2 separate regions of the Mus musculus genome follow, and region 1 is linked to region 2. Evidence: chromatin loops called from intact Hi-C (ENCODE). Cell type or tissue: left cerebral cortex. All regions are shown on one strand. Links, peaks and the distances in the headings refer to the core of each region. The heading gives the core; the rest is flanking DNA. Region 1 holds the start of Clec12b (C-type lectin domain family 12, member B). Region 2 has its middle 25 kb from the start of Gm22362.

Region 1 (16,587 bases), core at 4,660-12,659, 2.0 Mb before region 2:
TACCCTTGGAACTGCAAGAGCTACCAGCCTGAGAACAGACAATTGCGCTTTGGTAAAATGTGCCTCTTGATTCTTAAAAGTTGGGCTATGGAGTTGATGAGGGGAAATGATTGTAAAAGATAAATCTGTTCTGTCCCAGTTTATCAGTGATGATTAAACTATGACCAACAGGCAGTTAAAACACATGTCCAGCGATGAAAAATGATATGATCGATGTTTTGGAAAAACATGAATCTATCCTTGCCTATTGAGTTCTGTATGAAGATAGAAACACCCTGACTGCTAGTCAGTCAGACTGCAAGGTTGACCCAGTGGCTGTGCCTGACTTACTTCTTCACCAACTCCTTATCCTTATCCCTCAATAGGACCTGGCCATTGCCACAGCTGGCCCCCGCAGGGTTCTAGCAACAGTAAGTTAAAAAACAGCCTAAGAGCAAAAGCTAGCTCATGATCATTTCTGATTTAACTCTACTCAACTCCTTCCCTTCATTTAGTTATGCCACACACCAGCAAGGTTTCCTTTTACATAGTTTCGAATCATTTTTGGCTTCTAGAAGAACATCTCCCTGGCATTGCTAATGAGGCGTAAGAATCTAAGGACAGTTATAAATAGAAATCTTCACTGCCAGACCCAAACTCTGACATACCCATTAACTTTTCCCCTACCATGATTCCATTCAATTCACACAGTCTTGAAAGCCCCATCAATTCTCTTAAGGAGATTCACTCTGCTAGTTTGTCTCTATTTTGGGAACGATGTCACATATTCCTCCCTGCCCCTAAGGTCAAAGCCTACATCTCCAAGCACTTAACACCTGCCATTTCCAAGGTCACGGTATGCTTTCTCTAAGCTCTTACCTTCTTTTCTTAGGTTATTTCCATCCCGATTCCCCCTCACTCTTGCAGAGTCCTGAAGCATCAGTGTCGCATAGGTCACTTCATCAGACATCCTAGGAGAAAGTGATTTTGTAAATTAATGTTGCAATCTCTTCAGGCCCAGTTCAGGCCATTCCTTTTCAAGGACAGGCGCTTTTACACAGACACAAGACACTCCCTATTGTTCCTTTGTGAGGACAGAATGAAAGTCAATTTCTCTCTAGTGAAAGTGAGAGAAAGCAGAAACTCTCCTTAGGAATTAGAACGTTGACAGCTTTCATCTGTACTGCACTGTTCTTTACTGTGCTTGTAGGCAAGCAAACATTAAGGCTTCATGTTGGAATCCCCATGATCGTTACTGAACTCTGAATGATTGAAGAATGAACAGAAAATCCAGTTTTCTTCTTTGCTGGTGTGTAAAGCTACTTAATCCTGTATTGGATCTAGTGTGTCCTCAATCATACCAGATACCAAGCAGAGAGAGGATAGGAAGGGCTGTGTCACATATGCATGGGTAGTTCGATAAGAAAAGTGTGTGCGTGTGTGTGTGTGTGTGTGTGTGTGTGTGTGTGTGTGTGATGGAAAGAGACATAGAGAGACAGAGAAAGACATAGAACTAGTAATGGGGAGTTGTTGAGGCATGGGAAAGAAGTTGCAGGATGCTTAAATTGAGTAAGGGAAAGAGTCCCCTCCCTGTTGGTGTGGCTCTGTGAAAAATCCAGCACAAACTCTTTAAACAATGCCTTGCTGTATTGAGAGAGTGATAAAAAAGCAGGCAGAATGAGGCAAAGACACACTGATATCTTTAATTCATTTGTGTTTTTTTCCCCCGAGATTAAGGGCAGCTCACAGTCATTGTCCCACAGGACAGCCAGAACTCTTATAGAAAATGCACTATCTTTTTGGTATGAAAAATCAGAGGGTGAAGTCTGGGTTGTCTACAGCCATAAACAGTACAGAAATAATCAGGTGTTTGCATGGACACTGGTTACAAGGATGTCTAAATAGTCCCAGGAAAGGAAGCAAAGATAGGATTAATTTATATTTCTTTTAAAAAGCTTGATAACATAAATTATCTACTTTCCCTAGCTTAGACATATAATAACTGGATTTTATTTTCAACAAATTTGGCATAGAGCCACTGTATATTTAAATTGCAGCAGTAAATATTTTGACAAGGGAACATGGATCCAGTGGTATAGATGGTATTTTAGCAATTGTGTGGAATTAAAAAAATAGCATACGGACACACACACACACACACACACACACACACACACACACACACACACACACAGAGTCATTTATTTACAACAGCCATCATTATAGTCTGCTTTCTATTTCCATAATAAAACACTGAGACTAAAAGGGACTTGGGGAGGAAATGGTTATTTCAACTGAAGGCTTGTTGTCTATTATGATGGCATGAAGTGAAGTGAGGCCAGGAACTCAGTCAGAAACTGGGAATTAGAAACTGAAGCAGAGGTCATGGAGGAGTGTGGCTTACTGACTTGCTCCCCATCACTTTCTTAGTCTGCTTTCTTATATACATCAGGACCAGCAGCCTAGGGATGGTACTTTCCATAGGGTCCTGGGCTCTCCTACACCAATCATTGATCAAGGAAATGCCTCATAGACTTCTCTACAGGCACTCTGATGGAGGCATTATCTCAAATGAGGTTCCCTCTTTCCAGATGAACTAAATAGCTTAGCCATAGAACTCACAGGGTTCTTAAAAGCTGTGTCCATTTCTAATTATTGCATACTTTTAAAAATGTAAAACATACTACACTATATAAGGGATTAAATTGTTATTAGGAATTTGTGGTGGGTAGAATATCATGTAAGGATATCCTTCTGAATGTGACAATTTACAAGGAAAGTGAAGGAAGTTATGTTGGGTTACCTAAATCTATTCAATGAAGTCACAGATACTTAAGGATCTCAAACACATAAGAACTTCTAGTGGATGATCGGTGAGTTTTGTGACTATTAAATAAGGCAAAAGAGGCGAGCAATCAGAACCCAATGAACATGTGCCAGAAGGAAGATATAAAAGCAGATTTTCCTCAGAGATTTTCAAAAGAAGTACACTTCTACCAATCTCCAACTTCCTAGTAATTCCTTCCAGAAAGACAATGGATCCTGCCTCCTTCATGTGCTCTATTTTCATGATCTTGTAAGCCCATATAATTTGTTTTTAGTTTGTCATTTTATTAATTTAGAAGTTACATACTTTCCTATCCCACAAATTTCCACCATCTGTATTGATATCTTTAGAGGCTGCATTTTCAAAACATGTGCAGTTATTTATCAAGTGCTAGAATAACCTTCCTTACTCCTTTGTTAATTAGTGTGATTATTTATTTTGAGGTTTTGTAACCCAGGGCCTTGAGCATTATCGGGGAGCAACTATTCCACTGAACTACAGTATCTACTGCCCTCCCTATTACCTTATCAGATGCCCTAAATCTCCAGTTGGCTTCTCCTGCTCTACTGATACTCAGTCATTTCAATATATACAGAGTTGATAAGTCAACATCCTGGGTCTTATCTCTAGTAACGTTATCCATAACCACAAATCAGCTGCCCACCAAAAAGTTATCCTTTAAATCTGTGTGAGCCGATGTTGTCTGGCCCCCAAACTCTCCAGCCCACCCCAGTAGCAGTTTTATGGCCATAGAATTTGATGTCTGTTGGGATATGAAGTTCAAGCTCCTACTACATTTTTATTGTTGTCAGAGTTTATTCTCACTTTCTACTAAGCTTTGCTTAGACCGTGTACCAGGATTGACAACAGTAACCATTTTCTCACAACAGCCACAACTTTCTTGCTTATTTCCTCCATCATCAGCACTCAGACATACGACATGGCTTCAATGTCCTCTCCTTGTGCTCCTCTTGCTTAATGGTGGCTGAACGTGACTACATTAACTGCTGACTTTAGAATTATAATTGGCCAGTGTTATAGTTGCTAAGAAGATCATTCACTACTTCTGCTTCTCAATTACCAAACCTGCTTTATTTCCCCTTAAATTTCGCTGATATTCTACTTCAATATTATCTTAGAAATACAAAAAAGACAGTTTCTCTGCTGTGTCAAATACACCAAAACACTACTCCTTCCTGTACAGAGAAGCCGGGTTCTCTCCAACAGAGGTTAAGTCATACCAGCTCTTAGCTATGCCAGCTCTCCATCTGTATTTTAAATTCTATCTCATCTACAAAGCTACTCAAGGATTTTGAATGTGTGATTCTTTTCTTTAAGTCATCATTAATATTTCTAAGTTTTATTTTAAGTCATACCTACTTGTTCATGCACCCTATTCTATACACACGACATACCTTTCATCTCCCAAACAACAACAAATCTTATCCATACCTTCCACATACGAACACATCATTTCTCTAATGCTGTTAACCACAGAAGGGCTCAAGAAGCTGTCTCTGCCTTCCTTCTCTTCTCAGGGCTCCTGAATTTCTTATAACATATAAATCAAAAACTCTGACATGAATATATTTTCTTTAAACTTAACATAAATATGTTCAGGGAGTATTTCCTGGGACAAATCTTTCTGGTTACATAGGTAGCATGTGGAATAATTATTTTCTTTATTTAAGTCTTCTTTAAACATATTATTGCCCAGACACCATTCTCTTGATTTTCTTCTTATGTCATCCACTCCCAACATCCCCCATTGATTTAACCAGTTCTTCCTATTGTGGTTTCAAAGTAAAATGTCCTCCACAGGCTCATTTATCTGAACATTTAGTTCCCAGCGGATGGCAATGTTTGGAAGGATTATGGAAGGATTTTTTTCAATCAATTAATCAATATCCTAAATGCTGCCCCCTCCTGGTTACTCCTTACAGAGTCCCTCCCACAACCACCTCCCCTTCACCTCTGGCCTAACAAGTCTCTACAGGATTAGGCTCATCTTCTTCCACTTAGGTAGGACCAGGCAACCCTCTGCTACACGTGAGCTAGGGCCCTTGGTCTAAGTCCCTGTATCCTCTTTGGTTGGTGGCTGAGTCTTGGAAAGCTCCCAGGGATCCAGGTTAGTTGACACTGTTGGTCTTCCTGTGTAGTTTCTATTCCCTTCAGGGCCTTCAATCTTTCCCCTAACTCTTCCATAAGGGTCCCAGACTTAAAGCCAATGTTTGGCTGTGGTATCTGTGTCTGTTTCAGTCAACTGCTGGGTAGAGACTCTCAGAGGACAATTATTCTAGGCTCCTGTCTGTAAACATAATGGAATATCATTAATAGTGTCAGGAATTGGTGCTTGTCCATGGGATGGGTCTCAAGTTTGGCTGGTTATTGGTTGGCCATTCCTTCAGTCTCTGCTCCCTCTTTGTCCCTGCATTTGTTTTAGACCAGACAAATTTTTAGTCAAAAGTTTTGTGGGTGGGTTGGTGTTCTTATCCCTCCACTCAGGGTTCTGCCTGGCTACAGGAGGTAGACTCTTAAGGTCACCTGCATTGACTTTTGGGAGCTGCCCCCATCCCAGGTCCCAGGGACTGCCTAGAGATTCCTCCCACTTCTAACCTTGTCCCACATTACTTTTCTGGTCCACTAGGCCTCTCTCCTCCCTCTTTGCACATCTGATCCTGCTCTACTACCCCCTTCCCTTCTCCTACCAAGGTCTCTCCTTCCCCCTGCCACCCATGACTATTTTGTTCCCCCTTCTAAGTGATATTCAAGGAATCTCACTTGGGGTTTCCTTCTTATATAAGTTCTTTGGGTCTGTGAGGTATATCGTGGACATTCTGTACTTTATGGCTAACATCTACTAAACAGTGAGTACATACCATGCATGTCCTTTTGGGTCTGGGTTACCTCACTCAGGATGATATTTTCTAGTTCCATCTATTTGCCTGCAACATTCCTGATGTCTTTGTTTTTAATAGCTGAATAGTATTCCATTGTGTAAATGAACCACATTTTCTTTATCCATTCTTCAGTTGAGGGACATTTAGGTTGTTTCCAGTTCCTGGCTATTATGAATAAGGCTGCTGTAAACATAGTGGAGCAGGTGTCCTTGTGGTATAATAAAGCATCTTTTGGGTACATTCCCAGAAGAAGCATCACTGTGTCTTCAGGTAGAACTATTTCCAACTATCTGGGAAAACACCAGATTGATTTCCAGAGTGATTGTATAAGTTTGCAATCCCACCAGCAGTTAAGGCGTGTTTCCCTTGATCTACATCTATTGCTGGAAGTTTTAAGAGGTAGAGTTTTGCTGGAGGAAGCACGCTACTGCTGGAGGGCTTTGAGCTGTAAACTCAGCCCCCACTTTCTGTTTGTTCTTTGTTTCCTTCATACAAATGAAACGTGCCCAGCCTGATTTCTCCTCCTCTTGCGGGATCTTCATTGCATTTCCTATGCCTTCCCTGCCATAAATGATTCTTACCCTCTGGAATTGTAATCCAAAATGAAGCTTTTATGATTTAAGTTTCTTTTCTTCAGACTATTTTATCACAGCAACAAGAAATGAAACTAAGAAAAGCCCTTGGTTGAGTTTGATATGGGCCAGCATTCAGCTCCTGGCCCTCTTTGTCTCTCACACTCAGCCTTAGATGAGCTAGGTCTTCCAAACCAATGATAAGGGGTGGAACATACAGTCATTGACCGTGTCTTGGTTTCTATCTACACCCAACTAGCCACTGACCATATCTTGATGCCTATTTACAAGTTGGTTAGCTATGAGTTCAAACTTAAAATCTCAAAAATGAATGATGCTCCCCAGTGTCTTTCTTCATCTCATTAAACAAAAACTCTATGTTTACAAATCTTCAGCAAAAATTCCCACGGTCATATGCTGGTCCTGGTTGAAATAAGTGGGTCCTGGGCATATATCCAGAAGATGTTCCAACCGGTAAGAAGGACACATGCTCCACTATGTTCATAACAGCCTTATTTATAATAGCCAGAAGCTGGAAAGAACCCAGATGCCCCTCAACAGAGGAATGGATACAGAAAATGTGGTACATTTACACGATGGAGCTATTAAAAAGAATGAATTTATGAAATTCCTAAGCAAATGGATGGACCTGGAGGGCATCATCCTGAGTGAGGTAACCCAATCACAAAAGAACTCACACAATATGTACTCACTGATAAGTAGATATTAGCCCAGAAACTTAAAATACCCAAGATATAAGATACAATTTGCTAAACACAGGAAACTCAAGAAGAACAAAGACCAAAGTGTGGACACTTTGCCCCTTCTTAGAATTGGGAACAAAACACCCATGGAAGGAGTTACAGAGACACAGTTTGGAGCTGAGAGGAAAGGATGGACCATCTAGAGACTGCCATATCTGGGGCTCCATCCCATAATCAGCTTCCAAACGCTGACACCATTGCATACACTAGCAAGATTTTGCTGAAAGGACCCAGATATAGCTATCTCTTGTGAGACTATGATGGGTCCTAGCAAACACAGAAGTGGATGCTCACAGTCAGCTATTCGATGGATCACTGGGCACCCCAATGGAGGAGCTAGAGAAAGTAACCAAGGAGCTAAAGGGATCTGCAACCCTATAGGTGGAACAACAATATGAACTAACCAGTACTCCCCAGAGCTCGTGTGTCTAGCTGCATATGTATCAGAAGATGGCCTAGTCGGCCGTCAGTGGAAAGAGAGGCCCATTGGTCGTGCAAACTTTATCTGCCTCAGTACAGGAGAACGCCAGGGCCAAGAAGTTGGAGTGGGTGGGTGGGGGAGTGTGTGGGGGACTTTTGGTATAGCATTGGAAATGTAAATGAAATAAATACCTAATTTAAAAAAGAAATTAAAAAAAAATAAGTGGGTCATGAAGTGAAGCAAAGAGACATGAATTTGGGAAGGGTCATCTGTAAGGGGGATTTCGAAGTTGACAGGCATGAGAAAGAGATAATAAAATGTAAGAGTTTGGGTGATTAGAATATATTATGTATGTATATTAAATGTCAAGGCAGTGGTGGCACACACCTTTAATCCCTGTACTCAGGAGGCAGAGGCAGGCAGTTCTCTGTGAGTTTGAGGCCAGCCTGCTCTTTAGAGCAGGTTACAGATTAGCTAGGGCTACACAAAGAAACCTTGTCTCAAAAACAAACAAACGAATGAATAAATACTTATATAATTAATTAATTGGTCATAGAACAAATTTAATTAAAAATAGTTCTGTCACAGGGCCAGAAAAGAGTGCTCAGTGGTTAAGAGCACTTGCTGCTCTTTCAGAGGACCTGAGTTTGGTTCCCAAAATCCATATTGTGTGGCTCACAACTACCTGTAATTTCAGTCCTAGGAGATCTGACACCCTCTTATAGACTCCATAGATACCTGAACACACACACACACACACACACACACACACACACACACACACACACACACACACAGAGAGAGAGAGAGAGAGAGAGAGAGAGAGAGAGAGAGAGAAAGAGAGAGAGAGAGAGAAACACATTAAAACTGCCACAAACCCTCAAACAAACAACTTGGAATTACCTTAGACTGTCTTGCGTGCACACACACACACACACACACACACACACACACACGTATTAAAATTTAATCAATCATAAAGTGCTACTCAATGTATGAAACAGCATAACTTAGTGTAACTGTAGAAGTTTATTTGCATTAAAAAAATAAATGCTGAGCTTATGTGATAAGAAGTGAACCCTTGTGTTCTTCAGAACTCTCTGTGTACTTCAGCAATCATTCTGCCCCCACAGACTGAGTTTGCAGTAGAGAACACTGCGGGGCAACAGACTAAACTAGCTAGAATCCACTCCACAATAATTCAGATTTATATAAGAAAAACTAAAGATCAAAGACAGAGGTACCAAAGACCCAAAAGAAAGCACAGACAAAATAAAATCAGAAAGAATTAAAAATGGCCACAAGGAGGAGACAGAGGATAAATAGAGGATGGCATTTAGTTAGAAACCTGATTCTGTCTTTTTTTAAAATAAAGAATTGTCGAGGTATACTCATGAATCCTGACTCAAAGCTACTAATGCTGTAATCTTTTGTGTGAAAATTAACCTTTCAACTCTGTGCATGTTTTGTTTTGTTTTGAACAAGATCTCAGTATGAAGTCCAGATAGCCCTCACACTCCTTACACTCTTCCTCCTGTCTCAGTCTCCACAGCAATAACATCACAGGCATTTACTACTAAGCCTGCCTAATTTTCTCATTAGTAAAAACTGCATACATAGAAAATAATTAGAATAAATTCAGCAACTTTTAAATAAAACACATTTCTTAAAAACTCACATGTTTAAGATTCCTGAAAGTGAAGGAATGAACATTAATTATGCTTTGTTTCCCACACAGGAAATCCTGTCATTTTCCAAAGATAATCAACATTTCATGTGCGTGCACACGAGGTTAAAAAAGCCAAAGGTAAACCAACAATTTTAGTGCTGGAAGCTGAGAGGTAAGGATTAGGGATGAGGGCTAGGGTGAGAGGAAGGGCCGGGCTGGGTGAGGGGCAAGGGGCAGGACAAGAGTGGGGATGGGGTGAGGAGTATGTGGTTGGGGCTGTGGTGGTGTGAGGGGTAAGGGTAAGGGATGGGGTGAAGGGTAGAGAGTGGGTGGGGGTGGGGATGGACTGAGTGAGGGGTAGGCGGTGGGGTAGGGGAGGTGGGGGTGAGGGGCAGAGAGTGGAGCGATGGTGGGGGTGGTGAACCGGAACTATTGGTAAAAGGACATTGACTTTGGAGTGAAACTACTGATCATCAGCTACAAAACACTCATTTCGTTTTCGTTTGTAGACAATGTAGCAAGGTCCACAGTGGCCCATGCCTCCTAATGAATGTCTTTTTCTTTCCCACAGTCTCATGCTGCTATGTATCTTGGTGAATCTTATCCACAAGGTTCTGGACTACCTTCCTTTCTAGTCCTTGTCACTCAGATCTGGGGATCTGTTACCCATTCTTTTTCCATAAGTACAGGTGATGCTTCTGGACAACGCCGAAACTTGAAAGACATCTTAATGAGCCAAAAGAATTTGAAACCTATAGAAATGTTGCCACTTTTTAAATGAAATGTGACCATAGTCTTAAATCCCCAGTCTTAAAGAGGTTTCCATGTGTACAATCATCTACTTAGTCAACACATATTGAGTGAGTGGTAACTGTATGTCAATCGCTAGAACGCATCATTCTGGGGGTAAGCAGGAACGATTTAAATATGTGATCAGGACGGGTGGTACAGTGGTTAGAGTGCTGGTCTGACACTCACGAGGCTCTGGAGTTGAATCCCAAACACCAAAACAAGGGAAAATAAATTAAATTAAAAATATATAACTATGCATGAATAAGGTACAAGAGTGTGAACTGTTGTGTAGTAGGTTTGGGGACAACATAATCAATGTCAAAAATCAAGATTATCTAGTCAAATTGCAAGTTTGTGCTCCCTAGGTCCAGTGCCACATTGTCTCCATGAATACTAAGCACTGATGTCAGTGTCTTATAGATAATCAGTATATGACTGAAAAGACATAAACACAATTCACACGACAGTGTTTCTTAAATTCTGAATATAGACTTTCAACAGGAAATATTGAAGGAAGAATTTTGACTTGCTTTACTTTTGTTACAATTTTTTTTTGAATGAAGAAGAGATAGATATTTAAGTAGGAATAAGAAATGTCAAGGTGGGTTTTGTTTTGGATAAGAAATATCTAACCAGACTCTGAACTATGTAAAAGAAAGAAGAAAAGCATGGCTTATCTTTTCTTCTTTGCATTTCTTGGTTTTATTTTTTTTATTACATAACTTAGCTTACATTCATAGTATATGTAAATAGAGTGAATACTATTGGAGGCTTTCTGACCCTGCAGTTCTCCCGTATCTGTGTGTATGATCATAACACTAAATGCTGTGCTTGGAGAATAGGATGCACATAAAGGCAGATAAATATTTAGTGGACTAGAGATCTAGGGAGAAGAAGATTGTGGTTAGAGTAACTGAGGAACCAAACAGTAGTGACAAATTACAATGAGAAAGAAGAAAAGAATCAGCAGAAACAGCTTAACCATGGTTGTAGGAAGGAGTATCATTCCTTTGCTCTGAGGCTCCAGTTTATCCATCTTAGATGTATCTTCTTTTGGTGCTAAAAGGACAGTTCCATGAACTAATAGACCTGTAAAGTAAAGTAAGCCCGGTCCCCTTGTGGTTCTCAAGAATAAACAGGACTCCTTAATAATTAACCCTGTTTTGCAAGCCTCAGAAAATCTGGAAACTTAAAAGCAAAGTAACTATTATATTTAATTACTTCTTAAGGTTTACATAAATTAAAAAGAAAATGTGTACCATAATTCCCCATGTCCTTGGAGCTCAGAGTTACATATTTAATTTAGTTTACTGATTACATTTTTAATGGGATTAATTTCATTTCTAAGAGAATGGAGTGAAACTTTCCTGGAAAAGATGTCTTTAGAATTATAAGCTCGATACCCCCTTTCTCTTCATTAAGCTGAAATTACTCATTCAATTTCATTGTATTATTCTGTACATAATTAAGGAAAGACATTGAAATAAGACAGTAGGGGAAGAAAGCATGTTTGAACTCAGCTTGTGAGTAAAGGAAGCAAGGAAGGAAGAGGTCATCCCAGACTTTGCTGGAAGGCTGTTAGTTAGCATATCCCCCCTCTGCCAGGAAGATGGAGAATCTTTGGCTGAAGTGGAAGCTATGCAAATAGTAGCAGCAATTGGTGAATAGTCTGTTGGCTTCCTGAAATCATTGGAGGTGTGAGTGAAAGGCATTTCAAAATGCAGAATCCTTGTAGTGAGTTGACAAAATTCTGAGAGTGAAGTAAAGAGCACGGAGGAAAAGAAAGAAAGCCATGTAGAAGATACCAAAAAGAGCCGGGCAGTGGTGGCGAATGTGTTTAATCTCAGCACTTGGGAGGCAGAGGCAATCGGATTTCTGAGTTCGAGGCCAGCCTGGTCTACAGAGTGAGTTCCAGGACAGCCAGGGTTACACAGAGAAACCCTGTCTCAAAAAACCAAAAGAACAAGGGCAAGTAAACTCCTGGCAATAGGTCCTGGATGGTCTTCATGGTGAAATATGGAGACTGGATTCTCTTAACAAGGCAGAAGGGCTCTAGCCATAGAGATTTAGCAGAATTACATACTACAAAATTAAATAAATTCTAGGCTAATGACAAGACAGGCAGCAGTCAATATTCCTGCAATAACCACCCTGGCAAGCTCCATATGGTGCTCCTGTAGCTGCTGTCACGGTAAGCCAGTGTAATTATTTAAAGCCCATTTCTATAGAGCTAAATGATGGAGTATTTATGACACTGTGATTAAAAGGAAACCAGCATCCCCCCTCCTGCAAACAGTTCTGTCACTGCGCAAAACTGCACTCAAACTTAAAAGGTGCCGTTGCAATCTAGTTTTATTTAATCCAAGAACTCATTTTAAATATTATCTAAGAAACATATATTGTGATGAGTTTTGTATTTACTTGACTCTTTTTTCCTTCAGTGTCTAGGACTAAGCAATCTGAGGTCTGCTTCACTTGCAGCTCAATTTTTTTTTCTTCTTCTTCTTCTTCTTTTTTTTTTTTTTTTAAATAAAATGACTTATATTGGATGCAAGAATTTAAGTGAACTTTAGGTCATAAAAAGGAGAAGTGCGTTCTATTGTAGGGTTGTAGATGTGTAATTTCACACCGGATAATATAAATGATAAGATTAGACATTATTATATCGTTCTTTTCAAATGATATTAGATTTGAAGTCACAGTAGATGCTGTATTCCTACTGGTACCTTTATCCATGAGTTTTTTTTATAAGGCATCAGTTCAATTACGTGATGTATTTTGAGCTTTCCTAGGGTTAAGATGAAGCGTGAACTTTGTCATTTGACAGGATACTCCCTCAGGACGGAACATCCCTTCACTCAGAGCTGAAGATAAGAGAGCAGGAAACGAGCCCCGCATCTACTCTTTCACCACAAGTTATTATTATTTTTGTTTTTAGGTTCAAGCCCACGTATCTCTGAACATCCAAGAAAGGGCTTCCTGGAAAACAAGACAAAGCAAAACAAACCCCAAGTGTCCTGGTGCATATGGCCCCACACCACCGGGAGAGAAGGAGCCCACACTGGCAGGCACTGAGACTCTAAGGGTGGACATTGGGTGAGTTCTGCAGAGTCACTGAGCTCTGAGCTCTTTGCTGTTCAAGGGGAGCCATGCAGGATGAAGATGGGTATATCACTTTAAACATCAAGCCCCGGAAACAAGCTCTCAGCTCAGGTAAGAAGGCTCATTCAGCAATTTGGGCATTAGTGAAATAGGTCACTCCTATTCTCTGTCTCTCTCCCAGTGACAGGGTGCTTAAACTTATTTGTGTTTTCCTGAATGATATTCTTTTTCTGAAGCATGCAAGTGGGGCCTACAGAAGCTGCTGCAGACATAGTTAGAATACAGGCAGAAAATACAGAAGAGGGAACATTGTACTAAGGCTATTAGAATGCAATACTGGGGTGCTTAGAAGCTGGTAGAACAAAGCGAAGGACAGTTTGAAAACTCAAATGTCTTCACATTTTAAAGGAATACATTTGTTGCATGACTTAATTAGAAAACATGAGAGTTTTTTCTTTTAATGTTCTGGAGGGAAGCGTTTTATAATCTGAAGTCTTTCCTTTCTTTTCTGTTTAAAATGATATAAAGTCTTTGGTTCATAGTGTTGTTCAATATGTAAACATTTCATAAGTTAACATTTATGTAACATAAAAATAATTTTTTTGTCCTTTTAAAAACAACATCAAATTTCTGAACACCAGAAGACCCAGTTCTCCACCAGTTGCCTATGAAAGTAATTGTGGAGGAGAACAGGGGTGCTGAGGGCCATGTAAGAGGAATGACAAATGGCTTTAGAAGTCTTGGAATGTGGTCCAGCAGTTAGCACAGCCTCAATGGGTATGACCCAGAGAGGACTCCATGTCCTGAGGACTTCATGCTGTTATGGAGTTCTGCTCTGCTTGTTGCCCTTCACATCCCTATAAAAACTCTAAGGAGTCCAGCCCCTCACTGGACAGTATCTCTGGCTCTTATAAAATATGCTTGATCTCTTTCAGGTATTTCTGCTCCAGCAGATTAATGATTCAAACACCACCCTAGAAAAGAACTTAAGAGATGTAGATTATCAGCAATGACCACCATCCTTAGAAAACATTTGGAAAAATAAAATTGTTAGTGAATCTAGGTTAAGATGTTTCTGCTACTGCTTCTGATGTAAGAAACCTAAGGGAACAATTTGATGTTCAGAAAAGCACACTTTCATTAGCTAAGCTAAGGGCTTTTTAAGGTCAGGGAACAAGAACAATGGTAGCACTGAGTCTTACTAGTAATAATTGATTTCTTACACCCATTTTTGCCCTCAGCTTCCTAAGATGATTTTATTAAGTAGGTATGTATTCTGAGGGTTTAAAGTAGATATGACTGATTTTTTATATAAAAGTTTAATTTGTGATTCTTTTAAGATTCTTATAAGATTACTTGTAAAGATAAACAATAAAATAAAATAATTAATCTTATTTTTGTAACTGCAAACTGCTGCCTGCTAGTGAGAGAAACTACCTTGCTTGCTCACACTTTGTTAATCTATAACAAGTTGCTTGGTTACAAATGTACATGGGTTCTTGGGAACAATTTGTTTTCTTTGCCTATAATTAGCTACATAATGTTATTTCTTGTAAAGGTACAGGAGAACATATGTTTTTTCATAGTCATTCTCCAGAAGAAAACTAGAATGTCTGTCTGTCTGTCTGTCTGTCTTTGCATGTATGAAGTTACTGAAGTCTGTTTTTTATTTCATCCTCTCAGTGTACATGTATGTGTACATGTATGTATGCTTTTTCTTTCTTTTCCTTTCTTTCTCTCTGGCCCCAGGGATTAAAAGAGTTTAGAGTTTTTTGCTGGCCATGGGGAGAGCCAACCCCTTCTCTCTGTTCCCTCAGAGAGAAGTCTGCTGAGGAATTTCTCTAATCACTGGATGCCTTATATAGAAGTCTCTATCACTATCTGGACTGATCCCTGTCAGCAGCTTCCTGCCTCAGTTTACTCACCCATAGATGCCAAAGCTACTAATTGGCACAGGGATGCAAAAACAAAAACAAAACAAAACAAATCAAAAAACCCAAAACCAAAAAACCAAAACCAACAACAAAACAAAAAAACAGATACACGTGGCCTTGGTAGCCAGTTATATGTTAGAATGGACAGAGAATAAGTCATAGAGAGTGGCAATGGATGGGTGGTATAAATTAAGCCATTCTTATTGAGGATGGTCACTAATGGAATGCAGGTAAGATCAGAGTAGGTTCTTTCCTTCCACCCTGTATTCCAGGACTCAAATCCAGTTTATCAGGCTTATGTAGTTAGTGCTTTACCTGCTAAGCCATCTTAATAGCCAAAGTCTTACTGAGTTTTGATACAGTAACTCATAGAGCCTAGACTGGTACTGATTTTGCTACGTTGCCAAGGCTGCCCTTGAACTCTTGATTTTTCTGCCTCCATGTCCCAAGCTTTCTCACACATAGCTTACAATGCTGTTTATGATAGACTTAGGCAATCCTGAGAAGCCCAGGGTAGCCTGAAAGTCTTCTGTTTGCATCTTTTCTGTGCTCCCACAGCGGAACCTGCCTCTTCTTGGTGGCGTGTGATGGCTTTAGTTCTGCTGATCTCATCCATGGGGCTGGTTGTTGGACTCGTGGCTCTGGGGATCATGTGTAAGTACTGGCTCCTTGCCAGGGTTTTGACCTGAGGGAAGCAACAGCCACGAGGCGTATTATACTAAGCTTCCTAACTGTCTTTGCTCCTCTCTTTGTCACCTACTCTGATTGTCCTGAATACTGCTGCGGATATAACCTCATCAGAGGAAGAAAACTCAGAAGGGAGAGACCCCCTCCTCTTCTGATTCAAATCACTTTTAATTTTTTCCATAGTTAAAATTACTTTCAGAATGTGTTTCTGACATTTAAGATCCTCCTCGCTGTGAATCCGAGCTATCTTTCTTTCTGCCTCTCTGCCTTGCTTAATCTGAGGCCTGAGCAATCTAGAACTTTTCCAGCTTCAGAAATAAAGCCCGTGCCTTCCTATGTGAAATCTTGCTTACTCTAGTCTCTATACAGAAAAGCTACCCCACCCCATTTTATTTACTGACACGTCAGTTTTCTGTTCATGACGATCTAATAATAAGACTTTATAAGGTCATGTCATAATTTGTGCTGCTAGTTTGTTTATTTTCCTGCTCTTAATATATTTTAGAATCCTTTATTCCTTATATTGTTTACATGGATATAAAGGCATTTTAAACACCATAAAATATAATATGCATTCTCTTTTCATGTGTTAGTCAATATATTATTATTCTTAATTTAAAATGTTTCATAAAGATATTGAAAATAAGAAACAGTGTAGCAAAATTAACCAGACTGAAAAGTCTATGTATTTCCCTGAATTTCTATACAGGTGGTTCTCAGCCTTCCTAGTGTTGGGATCCTTTAACACAGTTCCTTGTGTTATGGTAACCCTCATAATAAAATTATGCTCATTGCTACGTCCCAACTCTAATTTTGCTAGTTATGAATGATACTGTAAATGTCTGATATGCAGTATAGCCCCTGTAAAAGGGATGTTTGGCTCAACAGGTCATGACCTACAGGTTAAGAACTGCTTTTCTATATGGTTAGAACAGCCATC
Region 2 (16,587 bases), core at 3,085-11,084:
AGCTTCAAGGAACCTTGAAGGAATCAGATATTGTGGCCAGGAGGGAAATTCAAGGAGCAAGAAGCCAGATAGGCCCACCCAGATTCCAACCACACTGACTGAACTTGTGGAATGTAACCATAAATCAGATGGAAGACCAAATGTCCAAGTCAAATTTTTGGCATCCCTTTAACCTTTCCCTGCCTCCAATCACAAAGTACATCACTTCTGCTTCTCATACTGACAAATCCTGCTGCTGTGCCCACCAACTGATTAGAAGCAGCACTAAATTTGGGGCCAAAGAGTCATTGAGCATTTAGGTAAAAGTCAGCAGGAGCCAGCCCAGCAAACATGACCTCAAAGAGGCTGATCCTAAGTGTGTGTGTGTGTGTGTGTGTGTGTCTGTGTGTGTCTGTGTGTGTAGGTGTGTATGTGTCTGCATGCCTCTGTGTGTGTGTGTCTCTGTGTGTGTGTGTGTGTGTGTGTGTGTAGGTATGTATGTGTCTGTATGCCTCTGTGTGTGTGTGTGTGTGTGTGTGTGTCTGTGTGTGTCTGTGTGTGTAGGTGTGTATGTGTCTGCATGCCTCTGTGTGTGTGTGTCTGTGTGTGTGTGTGTGTGTGTGTAGGTATGTATGTGTCTGTATGCCTCTGTGTGTGTGTGTGTGTGTGTGTGTGTGTGTGTGTGTGTGTAGGTATGTATGTGTCTGTATGCCTCTGTGTGTGTGTGTGTGTGTGTGTGTGTGTGTGTGTGTGTGTGTAGGTGTGTATGTGTCTGCATGCCTCTGTGTGTGTGTGTCTGTGTGTGTGTGTGTGTAGGTATGTATGTGTCTGTATGCCTCTGTGTGTGTGTGTGTGTGTGTGTGTGTGTGTGTGTGTGTGTGTAGGTATGTATGTGTCTGCATGCCTCTGTGTGTGTGTGTCTCTGTGTGTGTGTGTGTGTGTGTGTGTGTGTGTGTGTGTGTGTGTAGGTATGTATGTGTCTGCATGCCTCTGTGTGTGTGTGTGTGTGTGTGTGTGTGTGTGTGTGTAGGTATGTATGTGTCTGTATGCCTCTGTGTGTGTGTGTGTGTGTGTGTGTGTGTGTGTGTGTGTGTGTAGGTATGTATGTGTCTGTATGCCTCTGTGTGTGTGTGTCTCTGTGTGTGTGTGTGTGTGTGTGTGTGTCTGTGTGTGTGTGTGTGTGTGTGTGTGTGTGTGTGTGTGTGTGTCTGTGTTGCTTGCACTTGAGTAGATTAGTCCAGTGCATCTACATGCCACTGTGATCAGCCAGTGACCTCCTCTATCACAGTTACCAAGGAGATACAGTTCTACTGGTATCTTTGTGGCTGTTTCCAGAAAAGTTAAACTGAGCATAAAGGACCCACCCTAAACGTGCAAGACACAGTCTTACGGATTTCATCCCAGCTTGAAAAAATAGGAGAAACTCATGTCAAATGTCATGCTGCAGCCTGTATCCCATCATCAAGGAATCCAAGGACTGCATCAGCTACGTCATAAGTTCAAAGCCAGCCTGAGGTACATGAGACAGGTAGGAGGGAGTACATTCCCTCCCATCTGAAAATCGTCCCCCTTCTGCCATCAGAACCACAAGGTCCCACTGCCATGCTTTGGTCTCACCTTGAGAGATGGCACTCTCAAATCGTGAACCTAACTAGTCCTTCTGCCCCTAATTTGCTTCTTGTGAAGTCTTTAGTCCTAGCATGCAACTCAGTTGGTGCAATGGGAAGGGTAGCCTTCTACCCTTCATTAAGAATGAGAGGAGGCTGCCTGCCTTGAATATCAGCACACCCAGGAAAGAAGGTACATTATCTAAAAGTAAGTGACCCAGAATACATGATAGATACATGAACCTATCTTCTCATTATTATTCTAGGTGGAGAACTCAAAGAAATTCTTAGAAGCCTGAGAATAAAAGAGTCCAGTCTTTAAACATGGACGTATCCTTAGGCATTTCTATATCTAAACCCATCTTTTCTTTCTAAGAAGAAAAAGTATAACAAAACAATCAGAAACAGAGAGCTCTATGCTTTTTTCATTTGGTCACAGAGTGATAGCACTTAAAACAAACTCAGACAGAGGCATGGTGGCTCACATTTGAATTCCAGCTTTGGAGAGTGTACTGGCTAGTTTTGTGTCAACTTGACACAGCTGGGGTTATCACAGAGAAAGGAGCTTCAGTTGAGGAAATGCCTCCATGAGATCCAACTCTAAGGCATTTTCTCAATTAGTGATCAAGGGGGAAAGGCCCCTTGTGGGTGGGACCATCTCTGGGCTGGTAGTCTTGATTCTATAAGAGAGCAGGCTAAGCAAGCCAGGGGAGGCAAGCCAGTAAAGAACATCCCTCCATGGCCTCTGCATCGGCTCCTGCTTTCTGACCTGCTTGAGTTCCAGTCCTGACTTCCTTGGTGATGAACAGCAGTATGGAAGTGTAAGCCGAATAAACCCTTTCCTCCCCAACTTGTTTCTTGGTCATGATGTTTGTGCAGGAATAGAAACCCTGACTAAGACAGAGAGGTAGAGAAAGGAGGATAGGAGGTCCAAGCTCATCTTTGGCTACATAGTAATTTCAGAACTGCCAGAGATATGTGACACCCTGTCTCAAAACAAATAACAACAAAAATCCAATAACACCTAGGAAAAATATCCCCACAGTAATAATACCAACACTGATAATAATAAACAAAAATAAAATAAACTCAGGACCTGGACTCGAGACAGAACTCACAATAGTTTCAGCACCTGGCAGCTTTACCTTCAGTGAATTCATTTCTTCTCTCATTTTCCCCATTTGGAAACTGTGTCCAAGACATGAGCTAACGAATAGAGAGCATTCAGCACCCACGCCACTGACCCACACTGAATTCAAATTTCCTACTATTATCTGTTCACTCCCACCCACATCCATTTCCTACAGGGCATCACAGTCGGACTCTCTGCGCCCTGCATCAGCACAGACAGATGTAGATACAGGGAGCATGTGGGAACCAAGACCAGCTAAACTTGCACTGCTGAGGACAGATCTGAAGTGACAAGAGTACAAGTGCAAAAGAAATGTTCATGAACACAAAGATGTAGGTGCTGGATTATCCTTTTTATGGCTGTATCTCTGGAACCAAGGCTTACTGAATAGGTCAATTTGTCTATAAATGTATCCCTGGGTCTGCAAGTCATTCTTATAAGAAAATCGCTACAGAAACTGATTGAGCATATCAAACTGCAATGACAACCATGGGAAAAAATGTGGTTTTCATTTATCTTGGATAGATAGATAGATAGATAGATAGATAGATAGATAGATAGATAGATAGAGATAGAGATTATATATATATATATATTATATATATATATTATATATATATTATATGTAGAGAGAGAGAATATGTGTGTGTGCCCATGTATGTAGGTGCATATATGCATATACCACAGCTCATTGTGTACAGCTCAGAGGATATCATTTGGGCCTTGGTTCTCTCCTTCCACCTGGGTTTTGGGCTTCATCCTGGCTTGTCAGGCTATATAACAAATATCTTACCTACTGATCTATTTCTCTATCCCAAAGAGTTTCTTTAAACAGTATTAGACAGAAAATATCATGGCACCCAGTTGCTGCCCAGTGAACACATATTTTTTTTTCATTCCATCTTTGGGCAAGCTGATGTTTTCTCTATAAAAATGATTTAAACTTCCCTGCTAAACATAGCAATCAAAACACTGATCTCTGAGTAAAAAGTGGATACTAACAGTTACTTTGGAAGTTGAGACATGAAAATAGTAGGTTCAAGACCTGACTGGGCCAGGGAGTCAGTTCAGCGCCAGGTTGGACAACCAAAAACCCTGTTCAAATGTAGAAAGTAAAAAAGGACTGAAATAGGGCTGGAGAGATGGCTCAGTGGTTAGAAACATGTATTGCTTTTGGAGAGGACTCCAGTTCAGTTCCAGCACCCGACTCCAGTGGCCCCCAGCTGCCTGCAACTCCATCTCTGGATGATTAATGCCTCATGGCTGCACTCACATGAACATACCTACATTATGGTGTATGTGTCTATGTATGCAAGTAATATAGACACACACGTAATGTAAAAATTAATTAAAGACAGCCGGGCGTGGTGGCGCATGCCTTTAATCCCAGCACTCGGGAGGCAGAGGCAGGCAGATTTCTGAGTTCGAACCCAGCCTGGTCTACCAAGTGAGCTCCAGGACAGCCAGGGCTATACAGAGAAACCCTCTCTCGAAAAACCAAAAAAAAAAAAAAATAATTAAAGAAAAGCTGTTGGAGAGAGAGACAGAGACAGAGAGAGAGAGAAAGAGAGAGAGAGAGAGAGAGAGAGAGAGAGTGCTAAGGGTAAGAGGGTAAGTGACAGGGCCGTGAGTTCATTCTCCAGTAATGAGAAAAACAAGACAGAGGGGTGGGGAGTTGGGGAGATGATAATCAATGCAGTACAAGACTAAGAAAAATTACTCCCTCTTCCCACAATGCCCATGCCCTAGATCTCTGGAACCTATTAATATCTTGATTTTATTAGTATTAAAATAGCAAATGGGAATTAACATTGCAGATGGGATTAATCAAATAAAGAAAAACAGAGTGAACCTGGTGTGTCACAAGTATCCTTAAATGGTCAAGAAGGAGGCAAAGCATCAGTGGGAAGGACTGAAGCATCAAACAAACCCAGACAGTGTGGGGTGTGAATGTGAACAAAGAGGCATGAACTCGGGAATGTGCCAGAAGCTCTAGAAACAAGCAAGACAGAGAACTGACTTTCCTTTAGAGTCTCCAGGACAAGAGATCATCCTACTCATGTTTGAATGTGTGTTTTATGCCATCATTTTTGCTTTTGTATGGTGTGTTATTTTGTATTGTGTGGTTGTTTTGTATGTGTGTGTGTGTCCATTGGTTACAGTAGCCGCAGCACAGGTGAGATCTCACAGCTTAACAAAACAGAAGCGTAGACTCACAGACCGTGCAACTTCAGAGCATGTCACGTTGTTGTTGAGACCACAGGGAGAGGTGCGGAAGGTGGAAGGATGATTCTGTAGGAGACAGCTGAGCAGCCCGCAAGAGGTCCTGACTTTCTCTAACACACTTTTAATAGAATGTAGCTGAGCACATATATAAAAGACTAACCTGTTGTCATGGGTTGAATTGTGATTCCCCCACCTCCATTCATATTAGATATAGTAGCACCTCCTATCCCCAAATTTGACATTATTTAAAGACAGAATCTTTCAAAAGATGAGATAAGTAGGATTGGTGTTAGCCTAATATGACTGATCTACTTACAAAATAAATGAAAGGGAAAGGCAGACAAACATAAGTGGGGAGGGACGTTATAATATAAAGACAGCCATCTACCAACCCCAGAAAAAGGCCCAGAATAAATCCTTCCCATGGAGCGCAAGAGCAACAGTCCTAAAGACATATGTACTTAGTTTTATATGTACTTAGTTTCTATAACTTGAAACTAGAGTTGGTTGTGCAAACCCTGATTTTTTTTCTGGGGGTGGGGGGCTTGGTTATAATTTGCAATGGCACAAATACTTCGTGTTGTCTCAGTAAAAGGATCAGTCTCATGGCTGTGAGTGGAGATACTGATGGCGGCAAGATGATAAAGCAGGCAGTTAGCAAAGTCCAGTGTCCATCCAGGTCTACTGAAGCGTGCCGGCAGCCCCTGGCTTTTTTCCTACATCCACTGATGGCTCTTACTAAAAAGTGGGGGAAAGACATGGTCTTATATACAGAAGAAGCTCACATGGAGAGAAGAATCTTTACAGAAGGAAGTAATACAAATGAGAGAGAGGAGGAGTGAAGGACGGATGGAGGTGAAGGGAGAGGGAGTATGGGGAAGGAGAGAGAGAGAGAGAGATTAAGGAACTGAGAGAAAAATGGGTTGGCCCAACAAAGGACAACATGCAGTTTTGAAATATGATATAATACAAATATTACCTCATTTAGAGTGTCCATGGCCTTGTGCAGTAACTGTAATCTGAAAACCTAATTCTGAGACTGAGCGCGCTGAACCCAAGGTACTCATTACAGACCCCCAGGTAAGTAATGTGCCCTCATTCTTTTTATACTCTCTTGGTCCTGGCTGTTCCTTCTCAGAGAATCTCATCTTACTGTTCTCTTTGGCAAAACTGAAGTTTTCATGTCATAAAAAGCCAGAAGTCAAAAGCCACAAGACACTTATTCCAAAGAAATACCATCAGCGCACCTTGGTTCTCATACAGCCAGCCTGGCTATTCCACCTCTAGTTCCCTCTCCCTTTCCATTCTTCTCCCCAAACGTCAAACCACCCAGATTCACCCTCTGTACCTCTCCCTCCCTCTGACCGCAGAAGCCAAATGGTACCTTGTCCCTCCTCTGGTCACTCTGGTTTCAGATGGAGCTGGCCAGTCAGGGGACTGGAAGAGACAGGTGAGGCACGGCAAGGTTTGCCAGCTTCAAGGAAAGGCTTTCCAGTCTCAACTTCCTCCAGTGGGGCGTGGCTGCCCTCAGAGGATGAAGGAGGAGCGCCCCACAAAGGGAAATCTGCGGGCTCTGAGGTTTCCGGAACTCAACCACACAGCAGTCAGCAGGAAACCTCCGCTGAAACTGTAAAACTTGGACTTGTTGCCAAGCGACGCGCTCATTTTCGATTGCGAGGTGAATGAACAGTGCAAGAGAAAAGTCTGTTCATGGAGAATCAGAGTCATGGTGAAGGCCAACAGTGCCACCGCCTGGCAGACCCTGCAGCAGCCGTTTCCCCGGGAATTTGCAATTGTCTGGAAGACTCCAGGCATGGTTCTACCCAAAGGCTTTGCCAGGTGCTACAAGACCAAACGAACCGCCACCACGACACCGAGAAACCTAGGAATAATAAATACAAAAGAAAGTCCTAAAAGCACGTTATCAAATATTTAGTACGATGCTTTAGAAACCCATTATTTTCTGGAGCCTCCTTCCTTTTGGGGAAAGGTGTGTGGGAAAGTGGAGTTATCCTACACTCCTTTGTCTAAGCCCTCTTGATGTACAGTTGAAGCATAGATGAGAATTATAATTCAAATGGTAGAGTTATTTCATCAAAAGGATATTTTTAAAACCTAAAAGATGTTCAATCCTGAGGCACACTGCTTTGAAACGGTTTCAAAGACATTTAACATCAAGTGATTCTTCTTACTTTATCTGAGAGCAAGGAGACCCCAAAGCGACCGCAATGCCTACCCATGCCCCCAAGATTTCCCTGAAATGTTTTCCTGGCAACATAAGATCACCAGAGAAGCTCTGATGGAGCTGTGGTCAGATCTGGAATCTCTGCAGTGGTGCCTAGTACCTTAAGCAATTTCCCCGGTACTGAGGAAATTTAAGCCAGGTGATCGAAACCGCGGGACCCAGATAGGAGAAGATGGGCTGGAGGTTTATGAGGTCCCTTACCACACTGAGGATTCTTAGAGTCATAGAGGGAAATTTTTGTAAGGTTTAAAAAAAGGTATTGTGTGGTCAGCTAAAAACAAGGAAGTAAATACGGGCTGTTACTCGCAGCGTGACCTTGTGTTAACACTGGGTTGGTGTAAATCAGAGAATGTTGGTCATGGGTAAAGGTCCATATGTGAATTATGTTAGCTTTAAGTTCTGTCAGCTCAGTCATACGTTAGTTTTCTATTGCCGATTTAACAAATTACACAAATGAAATTGCTTGACTAACATAGATAGCTCTGCATGCTGAATTTTCAACAAAGGTCTCCTTGTACTAAAATGACTGTATATATTTCTTTCTGGGGAATCTGGAGAAAGATCGGTTTCCTTGTTTTTCCAACATCTAAGACATTTCCCAGACTCCTTGGTCTGGCCCAAACTCCTGGCTACTGTAGTCATTATCCACGGTGGAGCGTCACTGCTGGGTTAGCTTCCGACTCTGTTTGGGCTTTCTCAGGAACTGCTTCCAGACTGCTCACTCCATAACTTTCTCTTCCACCTTCAAAGCTTGAAAGGCAGTAACAGGTGGCGCCCTTTCATGTTTTTTTTTTTTTTTTTCAGTCAGAGAGATCAAAGCCAGGACCTCACATAGACTAGAAAGTCCTTTACCACTAAATTACACCCCCAGCCCTAGTTTTCTTTTGGGAGAGGGTTTTTTGGGTAAGTCAGAGGTTAGGAAATTGGGAAGGGGGAAAGATTCTCACTGAGAGTGCTTAATGCTTTCAAGACAGACAGCTCAGCAAACAGTACTCAAAATGCTTGCTATTTGGTTGAAAATGGACCAGTAAAGCACTGTGGGGCTCTAATCTGGCTGATTCTGTCAAATAGACAGAAATGACAAATAGCTGTGCCTTCCTGACCCAACATCCAAAAGACCTAGAAAGGTAAGTTCACAGCAGTACATTTGGTTAGCTCTCATCTTCTGTCTCATATACCCATCCTGACAGTTGGGTTTATACGGAGCAGCCTTTAACTGACTGCAAGATTAAATCAACAGGCATAAAATGTGTTTATTTCTTCTTCTATCAGCCTGACGAGGTGGAGTGTCAGATGATCCTCAGCAGATGACAGTCTTTCAGCTAGCCTGAATAAAGCAGAGGCTTGCTACAGCTCTTCTGTGTACTTTATTGGTTCACCTATCCTGCTTTCTGACAAGAAGTATTACCCTTGCCCTGGATTCCTGTTTTCACTAAAAGTTTTCCTAACGTTTTACTGGTGTCCATTTCCTGTCTGGGAAAAATGCTTATGGGAGATGTCACTAACCTTAGGCTGCCTCATCCAAAAACCAGATGATTTCTAGTTATGCTGACAGTTTCACTATGGATGATCTTGAAGTCACTGGAAACTTACACTGGCCTGGCATATTCTTGTGATCCTCCTGCCTCAGCATCTTGAGTATTGGTAATACAGGAGAGCGAAGTCACACCTAGCATTTATGTGTTTGACTGTTTATGCATTTCTACACAAACAAACAAAAACAAACCATGTCTTAACAAAAGCAATAGATCAAAGAGGTTCATTTGGTGAGCAATGCTTGCTGCCAAGACAAATAACTGGAGTTTTGTCTCAGTCCCCATACTGAAGGAGAGGAATGACTCCTACAACTGTCCTCTGACCTCCACATGCATATCTACCCTACATGCATGCGTGTGCGCACGTGCGAGCACATACACACACACACACACACACACTTTTTCTCCCCATCTTGCTACATCCATCACTCTTATCAGGCTCCCTCTCTTTTGGGACTCACTATCCCCAGACATACTAACACTTCTTTGTTATTCATCCTCTATTTTGCATAACTCCATAACACAGTCTCTCATGCACACATACACACACACATAAATAAGAAAATAAATAAATATAATTAAAAATGTTTTCAAAGTAAAAATGTTTAAAAAGAATCAAAACAATTCATGTACCTTATCAAAGCATGGTGAGCAAACATGAGAAATGGCAACAAGAAGCAAAAGTACAAATACTTTGTAAATAAGTGCAGATGGAGCACATGTTCTTAAATGGCCAATGGATCATGGAAACAAAACAAAAACAGGATAAAAAATTTAAATTTCTAGAATCAAATGAAAATGAAAGCACAACTTTCCAGAACCTTGGGGTAGAAAAGGAGTTCTAAGAGAAACGTTTACATCAGTGGATGTTTGCATGAGAAAAGAATCAGAGGTATTGCAAGGAATTAACCTACTAGTGTCCCTTAAATTCTCCTAGAAAAGGAGCCAAGCACCAAAGAAGTAAATAACAAGGAAAATCTGGAGTAGGAGTGTGGGTGGGCCAGGGGGTGACGTGGCACACACTTGTAATGCCACTCTTTGGGAGGTGGAGACAGGAGGATCAGAAATTCAGAAGGCAGTTTTGTGTAACATCTTTTCTCTAGAACTCACAGAATCTGTGAGTGTATAAGCCATCAACATTCCACCATGAACTGGAGGGGGGGATTACAAGATCCCAACCACATCTGACAAGCTATAGGCAATTAACAGTTTCTAGAAGAGCAAGGGACCATTTTTTCACCAGTATAACCATTAGTTAAGGCACCAGTACTCCTGTGGATCACCCCTCATCACCTTCTTACGAGCAACCCAAGTGACAGTCTTTGGGTACCACACACACACACACACACACACACACACACACACACTCACCAAGAGACATTAAGTAAGATCAGAATTTATTGGGAAGAATAAATAGAAGGGGACAAGAGATAGTGGGGGTACAATCATAACACAGTACATCCATCTGAAATTGTGAAAGAATAATTTTCTAAAGAACTTAAACATTTCCAGACAAGCACATTTGTGATTTGCTGCTCCTGGAGCACTGGGGGTGTGGGGTTTACATACTGAACCCCATCACTTCTGTGGTCTTAGCTCAGATGTCACTTCTGCAGTAATGCATTTCCTGACCACCCACACCTCCCCATCTTGCTACATCCATCACTCTTATCAGGCTCCCTCTCTTTTGGGACTCACTATCCCCAGACATACTAACAATTCTTTGTTATTCATCCTCTCTGTTGCATAACTCCATAACACAGTTTTATCTTGCTCATTGATATAGCCTCAGAACATAAAATAATGCATGGCACATAAGAGGCACACAGTATCTATTTGTGTGGAGGATAGATAATGTCAGAAATCTCTGGCTTATATTCCCTTCTGGAGTAAGCATAAAGTGCTTCTGTATGAGGTTTGGAGGCAACTGATTTTCTCTCTTTGACACAATGCTTCTAACTTAGAAGTACACCTGTTGTATATCTCACTGAATACTTAGCCCACCCTACCTGTGGGACTGTGATAGGCAGCCTATTTTGGTTAAATGAGGCTTGTTCCGATGACCCAGTAGAGAACTCTACAAGGGACAAAAAAGTGAGCCACATTCCCAGAGACAGGCGCCTGACACCACAAAGCCCCCAACTCCATAATTCTGTGACTATCAGTCACGCAGACAATGCCCCAAGCTTCTGGCATTCTGGCTAGACTCCACCCCCACAGTTACCTGATAGCCCAGCCCACTATTAAGAGAGGCTTCTTGGCCCCTCCTCCCTCTCTTTAAGCCCTCACCTTTCTTACTCTCTAGCCCTCCTCTCATTCCCTTCCCCGCTTTCACCACATGGCCATGACCAGTATCTCTCTCTCTCTTTCTACCTTCTCTCTTTCTCCTTGCCTTTCTACAATAAAGCTTTATGTAGTGGCTATTCCTGGTTGTCAACTTGACTATATTTGGAATGAATTACAATCCAGAATTGGAAGGCTCACCAGTGACCCTTATCTGGAGGCTTGGAGATCCTTATCTGGATCTTGGTATGAAGATCTTGAGCCATAGTGGCTATGGTTTCCAGAAGATTGAATCTCCGAGTTTAAGGAACACACCTTTAATCTGGGCTACACCTTCTGCTGGAGACAATATAAGGACATTGGAAGAAGGGAGTCTAGCTCTAGCTCTTGCTCCTTCACCTGCTTGCTGCGTGAGACTGAGTAACTGCTAGATCCTTGGACTTCCATTCACAGCTGCGACTGAACCATTGTTGTGAATTGGGCTGCCGATTGTAAGTCATCAATAAATTCCTTTACTATCTAGAGACTGTCCATAAGTTCTGTGACTCTAGAGAACCCAGACTAATACACTTTAAAACCATAGACTGTCTCTGCTCATCAAGACCCACCCTGCTTGAATGAACTGCTTCTAACCTCCCACCAGAAGGCCTTCATGCGCTGCAGCCATGGACCAAACCAAGGACTCTCACCCACGTGGGAACCATGAAGCACCCTCTCCCCCTGCCCTCTCCTTCCTTCAGCCCCGGGGCTCACTGTTGCCCTGGGGCCCCTATTATGTTCTCAGCTTTTCCGAGGTGTCCACTGGTGTATGGGATGTCCGAAGCTAGGAACCTGGTGCCTAGGACACCGCGGGTTCTCCCCCCTCTCTCCCCCACACCCATGGCCCCTCACTTACTATTTACAGTCTTTCATATTTCACATAGAGTGCTTTATACCAGTTTTGACTTAAATGTATTTTTCCTTTTACTTCATTGTCTCATCAAATTTTCACTTATTTTATTTTCTAGTGTCATATATATTTGTGACACATACATACACACATATATGTATATATACATATATGTGTGTGTATATATATATATAATTCTGAGAAAGAATTCAATAATCCCTGGGAATTCTAAAATTTACCTTACTAGAATGCCACTTGTTATATGTCATTTCTATAAACATAGCATTAGAAAATCCTTCATGAAGTAAGAATCATATAATTTATGAAGAAATAAGCATGAGCCAAGATTATTTTCCCGTGGCTGTGCACTTACTGCTGGCTGTTGTGCTTGTTGGCCCTCACCTTCTTGTACTAACAAGGCACCATGAATAGGGAGGCAGGTAGTAGAAAGCAGAAACAGCGTGTTTGAAATTAGGTCCTTTTCTTTGCAGTTTGTGCCTTGGAATTGTGGCAGAGGGTTATCTAACCTAGGTTTTGTGTTTTTGTTGTTGTTGTTTGTTTGTCTGTCTGCATTTACACAACTGTCCCAGCCCCATGAAGATGTTGTAAGTAGCACTTAACTTATATATCATTAGCAAAAGGAATGTGTACTCCTTATCTAAAGGAAAATGGTTCCGTAGTGGTCCTGTGTACTGGCTGGATAACAGCTAAGACTGAAACCACATTTTAAAGGAGACAGAGCCACACAGCATGAAGGAAACTTTATTCCTGAGTAGCCACTGGGAAGAACATGCCTGGGGAAAAGCACCCAACCCAACACATTAGCAAGAAAAAATGTCTTCTACTACGCCACTGGAGTTTAAGGTTGTTAGGATGCTGTCCTGGGTCTGCCTCTCCCTTCTGGGTAGCCAGGCCCATTGCACAGTGAGCTGGACTGGAGGGAGAGAAGCTTAGCAGGGTCAGGTGGGTATAGGCAGGATCTTGGTCAGTTGTGAGTGCATAGATAAAGAAAACACAGAGCAGGGAACAGCTTCAGAGCACTGGTTCAGTTTGTTGGGGGAACCAAAGGCTAATGGAACCTTTGTGGGATGAGTAGCGGCTCTTGGGTAAGTGTACATCACTGGCTGGGGCCAGAATACTAGGGATGCCTCATTTTTGTGAGCAGAAATTCCAGGTGCTGCTGGGCATGACCTTATAAGGGGAAAGGAAATTTAACCTAGCTACTGGCTGTGTGACATTCTCTGGTGAGGCAAGGGTGGGAGGCACACATTTGCCAGGACATAGAGGCCTGGGGCAAAGGGGGCAGTGGAGTGACCCTGCCCCTGCCCACCTCAGGATGAGATTTCCAGGATTTGGGCACACATCAGCCCCACTCATCCAGGCCTGCTCCTCTCCATCTCACAGCTTTCTGGCCCCACATTAAGACAGCAGCAGGCATTAGTTACCCTAAGGACACCCATCCTAGGAATGTCTCAGAGGCACATTTTTCTTATAAGCAGAAGAGAAATAGGTTAGGCCACAACAAAGATAAAATATAGCATTTCAGAAGCACCTGGTCCATGGATTATTTAGTGAGCTATATATAAGTTGGGAAGATGATGCAAATATTTACCTAGCACGATTTACCCTGAAATTCAATCTCCAACCATCGAGAAGGAGAAGGAAGAGAAAAGAACAGAGGGGGAAGAGAGAAGATGGGAGGAATATATGAAAGTAAGCTTAGTGGTTAGACTAGGAATGGACTGCATAGACTCGTGTTTGAATGCTTGGCCAATAGGAAGTGGCAGTATTGGGATGTGTGGCCTTGTGGCCAATAGGAAGTGGCAGTATTGGGAGGTGTGGCCTTGTTGGAGGAAGTGTCACTGTGGAGGCGGGCTTTGAGGTCTCCTATCTTCAAGCCACGCCCAGTGTGACACAGTCTGGCACACATTCGTTCTGTTGCTCCTTCTCCAGTACCATGTCTGCCCACACACTGCTGTTTTCCTCTATGATGATAATGGACTAACTTTTGAGACTATAAGCCAGCCCCTGTTAAATGTTTTCCTTTATAAGAGATGCTATGGTCCTGGTGTCTCTTAGTAGCAATAAAACCTTCATTAAGATAGATTGTTTTCATTGAAAAAATCTCAAAATGTCGCAGATTAAAGTGACAATAACACATTGGCAGTTGCTGAGTCTGTGTCATGTATGGAAGGAAAAGCATCCTGAGAAAAGAATGGCCCTTACATGAAGTGAAGTGATTAACCACCTGGAAGACCCCCCCCCCTTTTAATTAGTTTGAGGGGTCAGCCCATATGTGTGCAGGTGCCTGTGGAAGCCACAAGGTATCAGATCCCTTGGAACTGGAGTTACAGGAAGTTGTGACCTGCCAAACACAAGTGCTGGGGCTCTGACTCTGGTTCTTATGAAAGCAAACTGTATTAAACACTGAACCACTCCAGGGTCCGTGGAAGATACTCTGTGTCTGTCTGTGTGTGTGTGTGTGTGTGTGTGTGTGTGTGTGTACTTTTTTGTGGATGAGTAAGTCTTTGCTGTCAGTGTTGTTTATTTTGTAAAATCAAAGGGATAAGTATAGCATACCCTGAAATTAAAATAATGTATGTAGTATTAATTCATACTACAGAGAAGCTCCCTGTTATCATGTGCAAATATTTAGTTCTCATAGTTAAACTATGTACTCTTTTCCATGTATATGAAGACAAACCTGTACTTTTACTGCCATCATTCCTGAGAAGAGTACACACTATGCCAGTGAACAGTTTTGAGGAAAAATGAATAGCTTTACAATAAAGGAGATATTCTAACAATCAAAACCCAACAATCTGAAGTATGCCTACATTCCTAGTACTTGGGAGGTTAATATAGGAAGATCAAGCACTCAAGGCTAGCTGGGCATAGCGGGACATGCTTTTAATCCCAGCACTGGGAGGCAGAAGAAGGTAGGTGTCTGGTTGGAGGCCAGTCTGGTCTACATAGTTATAAAATAGAAAGACCCATTCTCAACTCCCCTTTAAAAAGAGAACTCAGACAGGCAGTGGTGGTGCATGCCTGTAATCCCATCACTTGGGAGGTAGAGGCAGGCGGATTTCTTGAGTTTGAGGCTAGCCTGGTCAACAAAGTGAGTTCCAGGACAGCCAGGACTGCACAGAAAAACCCTGTCTCGAAAAACCAAAAAAAGAAAGAAGAAAGAAAGAAAGAAAGAAAGAAAGAAGGGAGGGAGGGAGGGAGGGGAAAGAAGGAAGGAAGGAAGGAAGGAAGGAAGGAAGGAAGGAAGGAAGGAAGGAAGAAAGAAAGAAAGAAAGAAGGAAAGAAAGAAAGAGGGAAAGAAAGAAAGAAAGAAAGAAAGAAAGAAAGAAAGAACGAACGAACGAAAGAAAGAAAGAAAGAAAGAAAGAAAGAAAGAAAGAAAGAAAGAAAGGAAGAAAGGAGAGAGAATTCTCAAAATTAATCTTGGCTATAAAACAAGTTTGAGATCTGGCTGACTCCATGAGACCTGTTCAAAATGAGCAAACCCCACCACCTAACAATAACAAAACCAGCCAATGAATAAGTGAACAAATAAATAAATACATTTGCTAATATTCATACTCCCAGGTAATCTAGGTACCTCACAGTCAAAGACACACTTGTATTTAAGTCACAACTTCCCAACAATAGGCACATCCAGAAAAAGTGAAAAAGTGTTAGAACTAATAGAAAGAAAAAAAAACAAACAAACAAAAACGCAGGACTATTACTCTGACATTCACTGGTTGCTAATTGTTGGAAATGATACAAATGATTACAAGTTGTACATGGTACCAGCAAAGCAAAAGGAAACTTAACCAGAAAAGGACTCTGAGTGAGGCCAGAGAACAAAGGACCAGGAAATTTCAATGTCAAGAAAATGTCTTCAGGCATTCATTGTAAGTACACATTACTTCTGATCTCAGGGATGCTTGCCATAAAGGATCTGGCACCGTGGTAGCATGGCTTAAATACACACTTTTTCTAAGTATAAGCAACATTAGAAGTAGCTGCTACAAACCTTCACTTACAGTGATACATAGGAATATGTTACAGGATCACACCTGCCTGTAAATGCATTTCCTAGGACTCCAACTCCCTCTTCTGGCCTTCTCAATTACATGTGTGTGCACACACACGCCTAATGAGTTTTAACAAAACCTGGGCTTTTTTTTTTTTTAAACTCAGGAAGTGGCACCTAGATTGGTGTCAGTCTTCTAAAAGCTGAGTAGTAATTCTTTGACAAATTTATTCAAATTATATTAGTTTATTTTCTTAGGAGGTCCTTAAGAATTCCTTCATCCTCTGACTGGCATATATACATTAACTACATCCACCTCTTCCTTTTGAGTCACTTTTTCTATGAATTCTTGTTTAAAAGTTTTTTTGATTTATGGAATGCATATAAGCATTTTGCCTGCATATATATCTGCATACCATGTGAACAGAGGCTAGATGAACGTGTCAGATCCCTTGGGACTGGAGTTACAGATAGTTGTAATCTATGTACACGCAGGGAGACATGTACTCCTTCCACACCCCCGTGTTTTGGCGAATACTACCTACTTGGATGTGTGGAAGATGGTTCCCTGGATCCTACTCCCATCCTGAGAACTGGAGAACACACTCTGAGGTAAACAGTGGAGTTCAATGCGGGGAACTGTGTAGAAACTCTGTTTTTGACA

The links. Hi-C counts contacts between places; a loop is a spot of excess contacts. Peaks named below come from ENCODE experiments on the same cell type or tissue, not always from the same donor. Only the 100,000 strongest peaks of a DNase experiment are listed, where the experiment ranks them.
Region 1: it touches region 2 in a loop (4-fold over the local background); 3 of 42 quality-filtered maps call a loop at or near these places.

Annotation. Positions count from the first base shown.
Region 1 is chr6:129,384,542-129,401,128 of GRCm38, forward strand. Clec12b (C-type lectin domain family 12, member B) reads right to left here and starts at 962. Exons shown (of 6, transcript NM_027709.2): 1 at 859-962. The coding sequence starts at 949. Clec1b (C-type lectin domain family 1, member b) reads left to right here and starts at 12,756. Exons shown (of 6, transcript NM_019985.3): 1 at 12,756-13,137; 2 at 15,519-15,614. The coding sequence starts at 13,074. In left cerebral cortex, for the core only: a CTCF peak has its summit at 8,774 (motif pointing right); a DNase peak (open chromatin) is centred at 8,792.
Region 2 is chr6:131,347,157-131,363,743 of GRCm38, forward strand. It overlaps a transcript of Styk1 not described here. Among named protein-coding and RNA genes, the nearest start is that of Gm22362, 25 kb to the right of the region's middle. In left cerebral cortex, for the core only: a CTCF peak has its summit at 6,694 (motif pointing left); a DNase peak (open chromatin) is centred at 6,666; H3K4me3 peaks cover 495 bases.